Linked DNA regions of Homo sapiens: region 2 is linked to region 1. Evidence: chromatin contacts called from ENCODE Hi-C or POLR2A ChIA-PET data. All regions are on one chromosome and are shown on one strand. The core of a region is the stretch at or near the end of the contact, and the rest is flanking DNA. Distances in the headings are between cores, read along the strand shown.

What was found. Hi-C counts contacts between places; a loop is a spot of excess contacts on that map. ChIA-PET counts read pairs that join two places held with the same protein, here RNA polymerase II (POLR2A). Pooled maps may share reads with other maps.
Region 2: a map of natural killer cell shows a loop between it and region 1 (3-fold over the local background). The contact joins the promoter of LINC02120 here to the promoter of NPR3 in region 1. A Hi-C loop is called at or near these places in 8 of 168 maps with a recorded cell type or tissue (Caco-2, GM12878, HepG2 and 5 more), 35 of 37 single-sample maps with no recorded cell type and 16 of 50 pooled maps. POLR2A ChIA-PET finds 5 or more read pairs at or near these places in 2 of 52 experiments (Caco-2 and endothelial cell of umbilical vein).

The regions. Positions count from the first base shown.
Region 1 is chr5:32,708,274-32,713,445 of GRCh38, forward strand. NPR3 (natriuretic peptide receptor 3) reads left to right here and starts at 3,048. Exons shown (of 8, transcript NM_001204375.2): 1 at 3,048-4,272. The coding sequence starts at 3,504. RefSeq lists an enhancer at 3,409-4,134 and a silencer at 4,010-4,304.
Region 2 is chr5:32,945,448-32,950,206 of GRCh38, forward strand. It overlaps LINC02120 (long intergenic non-protein coding RNA 2120), which reads left to right and starts at 1,996. Exons shown (of 6, transcript NR_033832.1): 1 at 1,996-2,374; 2 at 3,496-3,653; 3 at 4,669-4,759.

The DNA.
Region 1 (5,172 bases), core at 1,798-4,297:
TCAGTGTTTTACAGAATTGAAAGAAATAATATTTAAAAATTGAGTCAAATAAATAAGTTATTTCTATTTTTTCCTTTTGATTCATTTTTGTGATTAAAGTGCTGCAAAAATTCTATTACAAAATGTTATTTTTGGGTTTATTGTGCTGTATTAGCCTCCAAACTTAGCTATATATATATATAAAAATTTGATATAAAGAATGTTATTACTTAGAGTAGAAATTAACTTTGTTCCTAACACTTTCACATGATGTAACTGGTGGTCCTTGGTTTACTTTGAATACAATCCCATTTAAAAATATTCTCAGGGGATGAAGAGGTATTTAAGTATATCACTTATACTGTTTGGGCCTTAATTCATCTAGAGAGTAAGGGGTGTCAGGCTGGGTGACTTAAGTCTTCTGGCCTGAAGATTTAGAACTACTTATTTACACAAACTTTCAGTTGGTTGCAAAAATTCTAACTTGATGGAAAGTAAACAAACCCGTAACTTTGAAATCCATACACTTACATTACTTGGTGGGTCTTCCCATAATCTTGTGACTCTTTTCATTTGAAAAGGTTTTTTAAAAACCCTAATTGTTGCTCACTGGAATTCTTAAGGGGTGTTTTGAGCTTCAGCAAAAGCATAACACTGGCTTTTTTTTTTTTTTTAATTCGTTCCGCTGCTTGGTTTGGGGTCTCTTCCCTTCCGCAGCTTGGTCTTGTTGCTGCTCTTGAGTGTGACAAACTGCAAGTCGAGAGCTCTTGTCCAAAAGCTGCGGAGAGGCTACGGGCACTCACCCTTACTTAAGCGCACTGCCCTGCTGTTGAACTGCAGGCGAGGCTAGGTAGCATCTGGGATGGGACAGGCGTTCACACCGGTGCCACTGAAACCCCAGACTCTCCGCATAAACCCACACCACACGCGGCAGAATCATATCGCCATTGGCTGGTGTTCCGCAGACACAGGGCATACCGCAGAGTAATAGGAAACACTGGTTCCTACCACTGTGGCCAGTGGTAGGACTGGGTCTCCGAGGCAGGACCTTTCTTGGAGTCTCGGAACCCCAGCACAGTGCCTGGCAACCAGTTTCGAAATCCATTAAGACCCTTGGAATTCATGATTTAGTTCTTGTTTTGTTGTTGTTCTTTTTCTTTTTTTTTTTTTTTAATCTGTGCTGCCATAAACGCCTGCCCTTCTGCAAATTCAGGAAAGATTTAATTGCTGTGGAGCACTAAATCTCAATTTCCAGTGTGTGTGGATTACCCTGTTTGTGGAATTAAATTTTATACAGATGTCTCTTTTGCTCCTGGTTAGTGGCTCTAATTAAATAAATGGAAATTCTCGCAGGAATTAGAAGCTCCTACTTAACAGTGAAGATTTCGGGATCACAGTGCATAATCTGAATATAAATGACCCAGAAGCTGAAACATTACCCATAATCACATTGACGGTTCCAGAAAGAGCGATAAGGAGAGTGCTGTTAAGGGAGGCGAGCGCTGACGCCAGAAGTTGCCATATCCCCAGAAACCCCAGTTTGCCTTTTCACCGTCGCAAGTGAGAACCAGAGCGCGTTAAAGGCCTCGGAGTAAAAAACGCAGCGTCTGGGACTGCGGCACCCGGGTTGAGTCGGGTGCAAGTTTCTGCCGAAAGAGGGCGTCGGTCTGAGACTAAAAGAAATTTGTGGACACGGACGCCTAGTCAAATGAAAGACCATTTTAACACATTTTCAATGTATTTAAATGTGCGGGACTTAATTGTCAGAATTCTCCCGCCCAGTGTAGCCCGTTCACATTGCAAATGACTTGGCTGCAGTAGGCACAGAAGGTCCAGTTCCATTTTGACCCGCCCCGCCGCGCGGCGGACTCCCGCGATGCTCCTCTGGTCACGGACTTCTCCAGAGCCGCTTCCCTCCGGTCTCCACCGCTGCTGTGGCTATGGCCAGTGGGAGGACTGGGTCTCCGAGGCAGGACCTTTCTTGGAGTCGCGGAACCCCAGCACAGTGCCTCGAGCGCTCCAGAGAAGGAGCGGTTGGATCTTTGAGCACTCAGGTTGGAGGGGAGCGTGTGTCGTACCCGGGGGACCTACCGGGAACGTTTTGGGAAAGACAGTCCCTTTATTTAGGTACCTGGTTTAGCAAACAAAGCCCCGAGGACGCTTTGGGGATGCTTTCCAAGCTTTGTGACACCTCCAGAAGTTGAACCATTCCCTCGCCTTTGGGAGCAACAAGTTTCACTTTCCTGCTCTCAGTGCGCTGACAGAGGGTCCGTGAGCTGGGACACTGTGACCTCGGCACCGCTGCGATTCCAGCGCAAACCTGCGTGGCCCAGGGGGAGGGGGCTGGCGCGGGGCTGAGGAAGGCGGGGTGTAGGTGACGCCCGGGCCAGCCGGGCACACCAGGTCCGCGATGGAGCCATCTGCACTGGGACCTTGGTCCTTGTTCCCTGACCTTGCGCCGAGGGACCAGGAAGGTCAGGTGCTCGCCCCGCGTCGGTGCTTCAGGAGGGAATGTGGCCAGAACGAGAAAGGTGAGAGCAAGCGGCACCTAAGGATTTTTGCACCGAAACCACAATTTCTAGAACCATCCCTTTCCCCCAGTCCTGGTTTTTTTTTTTTTTTGCACGGTGTGTGTGTGTATATGTGTGTGTGTGTGTGTGTGTGTATGTGTGCGTGCGCGCGCGCATTTCTCTACTTTAAAGCACGTTTCCTTTTTTGAAGCCAGGAGCTGGAGAGCGTGGAAAGGGAGAGGCGGTGATCGCACAGGCACGCGGCGTGGTGGGGGCTCTTGCCGGTGCAGACGTGGGCGATTTCAGCTTTAAGGAAAAGGCAGAGGGCCTGCGGGGAGTGGTGGTTAGGGACAGGGGCGCGATGGGTAGTGAAGGGGTGCAGGGAGGAGCCCTGATGTAAGAATGTTAATGAGAGACTCCCCCAGCCCAGCCCCCACATCTCCCCACCCCCACCCACCCCACCCGCTGGAAACACAAGCCCGGCCTCGGCGCGCCATGTGTGGTAACACGCTCAGCCGCTGCCACGCTATTTAAACGCGGGCTATGGATCCAGGAACCGGCGCGAATCAATGAGATCAAATGCGAGGGAGATGCACCGTCAATTACAAACACTTGGACAAGTCTAACTTTTTTTTTCTTCTACAAAAACGCTTTCAAAAGCAACCTTAGCAACGCCCAAATAAGAAGCCACCTCTAAGCAAAATAGTATATGTATAAACGGAGGGCGAATATATACAAGTATATATATATGTATATTACAGACGCACAGGTTTACACCCGGTGAACTTTTTCTTTTTCTTTTTCTTTTTTTTTTAAGAAAAACTAGTGACATTGCAGAGAAGGACGCTTCCTCTCTATCTTTTGGCGCATTAGTGAAGGGGGTATTCTATTTTGTTAAAGCGCCCAAGGGGGCGCAGGGACCTTGGAGAGAAGAGTGGGGAGGAAAGAGGAAGGGTGGGTGGGGGGCAGAGGGCGAGTCGGCGGCGGCGAGGGCAAGCTCTTTCTTGCGGCACGATGCCGTCTCTGCTGGTGCTCACTTTCTCCCCGTGCGTACTACTCGGCTGGGCGTTGCTGGCCGGCGGCACCGGTGGCGGTGGCGTTGGCGGCGGCGGCGGTGGCGCGGGCATAGGCGGCGGACGCCAGGAGAGAGAGGCGCTGCCGCCACAGAAGATCGAGGTGCTGGTGTTACTGCCCCAGGATGACTCGTACTTGTTTTCACTCACCCGGGTGCGGCCGGCCATCGAGTATGCTCTGCGCAGCGTGGAGGGCAACGGGACTGGGAGGCGGCTTCTGCCGCCGGGCACTCGCTTCCAGGTGGCTTACGAGGATTCAGACTGTGGGAACCGTGCGCTCTTCAGCTTGGTGGACCGCGTGGCGGCGGCGCGGGGCGCCAAGCCAGACCTTATCCTGGGGCCAGTGTGCGAGTATGCAGCAGCGCCAGTGGCCCGGCTTGCATCGCACTGGGACCTGCCCATGCTGTCGGCTGGGGCGCTGGCCGCTGGCTTCCAGCACAAGGACTCTGAGTACTCGCACCTCACGCGCGTGGCGCCCGCCTACGCCAAGATGGGCGAGATGATGCTCGCCCTGTTCCGCCACCACCACTGGAGCCGCGCTGCACTGGTCTACAGCGACGACAAGCTGGAGCGGAACTGCTACTTCACCCTCGAGGGGGTCCACGAGGTCTTCCAGGAGGAGGGTTTGCACACGTCCATCTACAGTTTCGACGAGACCAAAGACTTGGATCTGGAAGACATCGTGCGCAATATCCAGGCCAGTGAGAGAGGTGAGCAGGGGCGCGTCCCGGGCCCCGGGCCCTAACCCAACCGCTCTCCGCGGCTCTCCCTGCACACTCGTCCACTCTGCAGACCCCACTCCCCACTGCGGCGCTGAGGTCGGGTGCGCGCGGGCACTCGTTCAGGTATGCGCCGTGTGGCTGCGACAACCTTTGACGACCGCCCATCGCGGTGTACGTAGAGGGTCCCAGGGAGGTGAAGGGGTTGGAGGAGAGGGCGTCTGTAGCTCCTGCGTGCCCAGGTCCAACAGGTGCTGTCAAACACTTCGATGTTTTTTCTTCCCAGTTTCCACTTTGCCAGCGCCGGGCTGGTGATTAGGGGGCGCACTCCCAGTGCCTGGCTCCATCCAGGGTCTGAAGCATCCGAGGCGGAAAGAACTTGTTCCCCAGTCCTTTGCCAGCGTGCGCCCCCACTTAGTGCGGAAGCGTCCGCGGACGCCTCGCAGCGAGGCGTCGCCACTTAGCTCGCCCGCTCTTGGGGTTTCTCTGACTGTTGTTTCCACAGACCCCAGGTTTCTTTTAAAGGCTTGTTGACTCACTCTTCTCATTCCTTTCATTTCCCTTCCAGCCCCTTATAAACGAGCTTCTGTGGTTTCCACCAAAAATGCCCCTGTGTGTCTGAATTCTGGCGACACTCACTTCTCCCAGAGTGTTCTGCAACGCAGTTTCTAATGCGCCCAGAGCTAAGCTTTGCGGGAGTGCCTTTTGAAGAAACGAGCGCTGAACCTTCTTTCCACCTGTCCCCCAAGTTTTCTCCATGGGTCTTTGGGTGTTGGAATAAAACCCAAACTGGACAAAGAGCTCGAGGCTGAGGATGGTGGCTATGGCTTCGGGGAGCGGGGGGACGCGGACGTGTAATCGCCAGTGTGGCCCATTTTACGGTAGGGTAGA
Region 2 (4,759 bases), core at 746-3,245, 240 kb after region 1:
TGAATGCGTGCACATGTATGATTGTGTGTATGCATACACACATAGTAGAAGTTCTTTCTTTCTTTTTTTTTTTAGACGGAGTTTCGCTCTTGTCACCCAGGCTGGAGTGCAATGGCACAATCTCGGCTCACCACAACCTCTGCCTCCCAGGTTCAAGTGATTCTCCTGCCTCAGCCTCCCAAGTAGCTGGGACTACAGGCGTGTGCCACCACGCCTGGCTAATTTTTGTATTTTTAGTAGAGACGGGGTTTCACCATCTTGGCCAGGCTGGTCTCGAACTCCTGACCTAATGATCCACCCACCTTGGCCTCCCAAAGTGCTGGGATTACAGGCGTGAGCCACCACACCCGGCCCTACACATAGTAGAAGTTCTTTCTTCTTTTTTTTTTTGATTTATTTTATTTTAATTTAATTTTATTATGATTATGCTTTAAGATTTAGGATACATGTGCACAATGTGCAGGTTTGTTACATATGTATACATGTGCCATGTTGGTGTGCTGCACCCATCAACTCGTCATTTAGCATTAGGTATATCTCCCAGTGCTATCCCTCCCCCCTCCCCCCACCCCACAACAGTCCCCGAAGTGTGATGTTCCCCTTCCTGTATCCATGTGTTCTCATTGTTCAATTCCCACCTATGAGTCAGAACATGCGGTGTTTGGTCTCTTGTCCTTGCGATAGTTTGCTGAGAATGATGGTTTCCAGTTTCATCCGTGTCCCTACAAAGGACATGAACTCTAGTAGAAGTTCTTTCTAATTGAGGATCCTAAAAAGATGCAAAGACTGACTCTCTGAATAATGTTTACCTGACAAAAAAAATGTTTGCACCATTACTTTTCCTAATTTTTCCCACCTGGTGAGATTATCCTGAATTGTGGTATAAATTTGGTCATGTTCTACCCTGGAAAAATATGAACTCTAAAGAATGTACAAATTAAATAATGATTATGTGATGTTAGGTATATATACTCTTAATTATTTAAAGAGCCATTTGGTAGCAAGTATCATTTTAGTATTTCTAACAGGCACACTAATTTTATCCTGAGAGATATCAAAATATAATGAAGATCTGGGTGAACATGTTCATCCTCAGTTTAAGTTTAAGGTTAGATTCCACCTTTATGTTGTATCTTAAAGCAACATTTTAGGTACCCTTGGAGAGTAGCCAGAATAAAGGACCCCCAAAGCTGTCTGGTCTGTGTCTTAATCCCCCGAATCTGTGATTATGTTAGGATACATGGCAAATAAGCATTAAGCTTGCAGATGGTATTAAGATCTCTAATTAAGATGACCTTTAAGACCGGGAGATTATGCTAGATCAGCCCGATGAGCCCCGTGTAATCACAAGACCATTCACGTGGCCAAGGAAAGTGGAAGAGTCAGTGTCAGAGTGATGTGATATAAAAAAGATGTGACTGGCCATCGATGGCTTTGAAGATGGGAAGAGGCAACGAGCCAAGAAATGTGGGCAGCCTCTAGGAAGGCTGGGAAAGGGAGGAAAACAGATTCTCCTCTAGAGCCTCCAGAAAGGACATCTGAATTTTAGCTTAGTGAGAGCCATGTTGGACTTCTGACTTGCAGAACTGCAAGATAATAAATTTGTGTGATTTTAAGCCACCAAGTTTGTGGCAATTCGTTACAGCATCCACAAAAAAGTAACATATCTTCTAACTCAGGCTATGCCTACAGAATACTAACAAAAAGCCACTTAAAAATAACAATGTCGGCCAGGCGCAGTGGCTCACGCCTGTAATCCCAGCACTTTGGGAGGCCGAGGAGGGTGGATCATGAGATTAGGAGATCGAGACCATCCTGGCTAACACAGTGAAACCCTGTCTCTACTGAAAATACAAAAAATTTAGCCGGGCATGGTGGCAGGCGCCTATAGTCCCAGCAACTCAGGAGGCTGAGGCAGGAGAATGGCGTGAACCCGGGAGGTAGAGCTTGCAGTGAGCCGAGACTGTGCCACTGCACTCCAGCCTGGGCGACAAAGCGAGACTCCATCTGAATAAACAAAAAAAAACCCCAAAAAACAAAAAAACAATGTCATGGTATTAGTTAAGGCAAGTGATATTCGCTACCATAACAAAAATCTCTAAAAATCTTATGGCTTAATATAATTAGAATGTACTATTTGCCCCGGAGAATTCAGACAGATGTTTGTTTCTGCTCTAGTCACTTTCCATATAGTCATTCCAAGTCCAGTCTTCTTCCATCCTGTGGCTCCGACTTCTTCCAAGACCTTAAAATCCTTTCTCCTTCCAGCAGATGCAGAAGGAGAGAATGTGTGGAGGATTATGTAGAAGGATTTCACGAGCCTGGCCTGGAGAGGACACATCACTTCCAACTCCATTCCATTACCAGAGCTTAGGTGAATGCATGTGCCTCATTTTAAAGCAACATTTTAGGTACCCTTGGAGAGTAGCCAGAATAAAGGACCCCCAAAGCTGTCTGGTCTATGTCTTAATCCCCCGAATCTGTGATTATGTTAGGATACATGGCAAATAAGAATTAAGCTTGCAGATGGTATTAAGATTTCTAATTAAGATGACCTTTAAGACCAGGAGATTATGCTAGATCAGCCCGATGAGCCCCGTGTAATCGCAAGACCATTCACGTGGCCAAGGAAAGTGGAAGAGTCAGTGTCAGAGTGATGTGATATAAAAAAGATGTGACTGGCCATCGATGGCTTTGAAGATGGGAAGAGGCAACCATTACCAGAGCTTAGGTGAATGCATGTGCCTCATTGCAAGGGAGGCTGTGAAATGTAGTCTAGCTGTGTCCTCGAGGAAAAGGAAATTTGGAACTTGACTAACACATAGCAGTCTCAGCCACAACTGGGCAAGGCCATCTTTTGACAAAATATAAAAAAACAGGGACAGGGAAAAACAACAAATTTCATTGTGAAGTAGAGTCAATTAAATAATGAGACGCATAATAGATAAGCAGCTATTAGCGCTAGTTTAAAATACTTGCAACATCACTGAGGGATTCCTGAAAAGTCACTTAAGGTCTCTGGGTCTCAGTTTTCTCATCCCGGATACAGCAATAAAAATCTGCCCTGCCTCAAACTTGTTCTCTGTCCCAGCTTTTGCCAGTTTTCAGGTTTTTAGAAAAAACAGAAAGACACTAAACATGTTTATTTGTTTGCATGTGCATGTCTAGAGAATGTGAGTTACGCTATTTTTTATAAATGAATTTTTCCAAATTGACTAGTTAAATATAAATGCATAGTTTCTTTTTGTTAGGTTGCCCATCGAAATTGCCATTTTTTAGCTTAAATATGGCCAAATGACGGCAATTTCATGTAGTTGAATTTAATATATTACATTAAAATAACATGTTGGCTCCTTTTGTATAACCAAGAAATGACTTAGGAGACTGTTTCTGATTACTGTAAATCTTCACTGTAATTCTCTATCATGATGTCTTGTTTATTATCTTCCCGTATTTTGCAATTTGTAATTTATCTGTTTGTTTGCTTCTTTAAAGTCTATTTCCAGAAGATTATAAGCTTCATGGGGGTAGATGCTTTACTTCATTCATCACTGCATCTCCAACGCCTAGCACAGAGTCCTGAATTACAGGCTCAATAACTATTTACTGAATGTGAAAACAGAGCTGCTTGAAGATATATGAGGCTAATTGAGGTGACAATATCACATAACTTTTATCTGAGATTGCAAATAAATTGTTATACATATTCCAGATAATATTTTTCACCTGTTTTACTTCAATTTTTATAAAATCCAGAATTCCTTTCAATGCCAACCAAAACCACTACGCCATTTGTGTACTACGAAAAAGCAGTGCCTACACTGTTGTAAATGCTTTTCCATGAATTACTTTGGATAGCTAAAGACTGTGACTTTGAAGCTCGTAGTGATTCATTATTATTGTGAATTGCACAGGTGAGAAGGGACATAGAGGTTGCTGAACCTCTCTTTACCCAAACCCTCCTAGACTGGTGCAAATTTGTTCAATTTCTAACATCTTCCTAGAAGAACGTTTCACACTCAGCTTTTGGAACCACTTCCAATGTATACCATATGTCAGCGTTGTTGGGATTTTCTTCCTTTTAATTTAAATGCTTGTACTTAGGTCTGTTTCTTCTTGTTGTTAAGTGAAAATAGTAAAAGACTGTCATCTTTTGGGTGGTGAAAATTCATCAAAGCCAAGAAAACCATCTTTTAATAATCACCAGTTCTCATTGTTCTATGTTCATGTGGTTTTGAGATGTTTTAGACCCATCTCCAAAAATACCTGCACCCCAGGCAAAACTGGTAGCAAAACAGCAACCCGGACGTTGGTGTGCATGTTAAAACGTTGTTCTGACTCACAGAATTGGAATGTAATTTACTACTGGGGATAAACTCTGTGAAAACACCTCCATGATCAAAATAAAAGATGAAAAAGAAGAGCATCCTTGGGCCCCAGGGAGAGAACCAGATCTGATGGTGTCTGGTGCAGCTTGCAAATGTGAACATTTCTTAAGGCCACTACAGGACAGGAATATAGGAGCCCAGAAATAATTGAACTTGAAAATGTTCCTGCCCATTTGGCTGAAATCAATGGTGAAAACCCCTATGATATTGAATATGTTTTTAAATTTATATTAAATACCTCCGTTTTTTGGAAATTCATTTTGCTTTTCTTTTTACTTAGCTTGTGCATTTGTTGGCTATTGCTGCTACAGTGGATGCTGTTGTTCAGTATTCAGATATCAAGAAACAACTAGCCAAAGTAAGGAGGAACG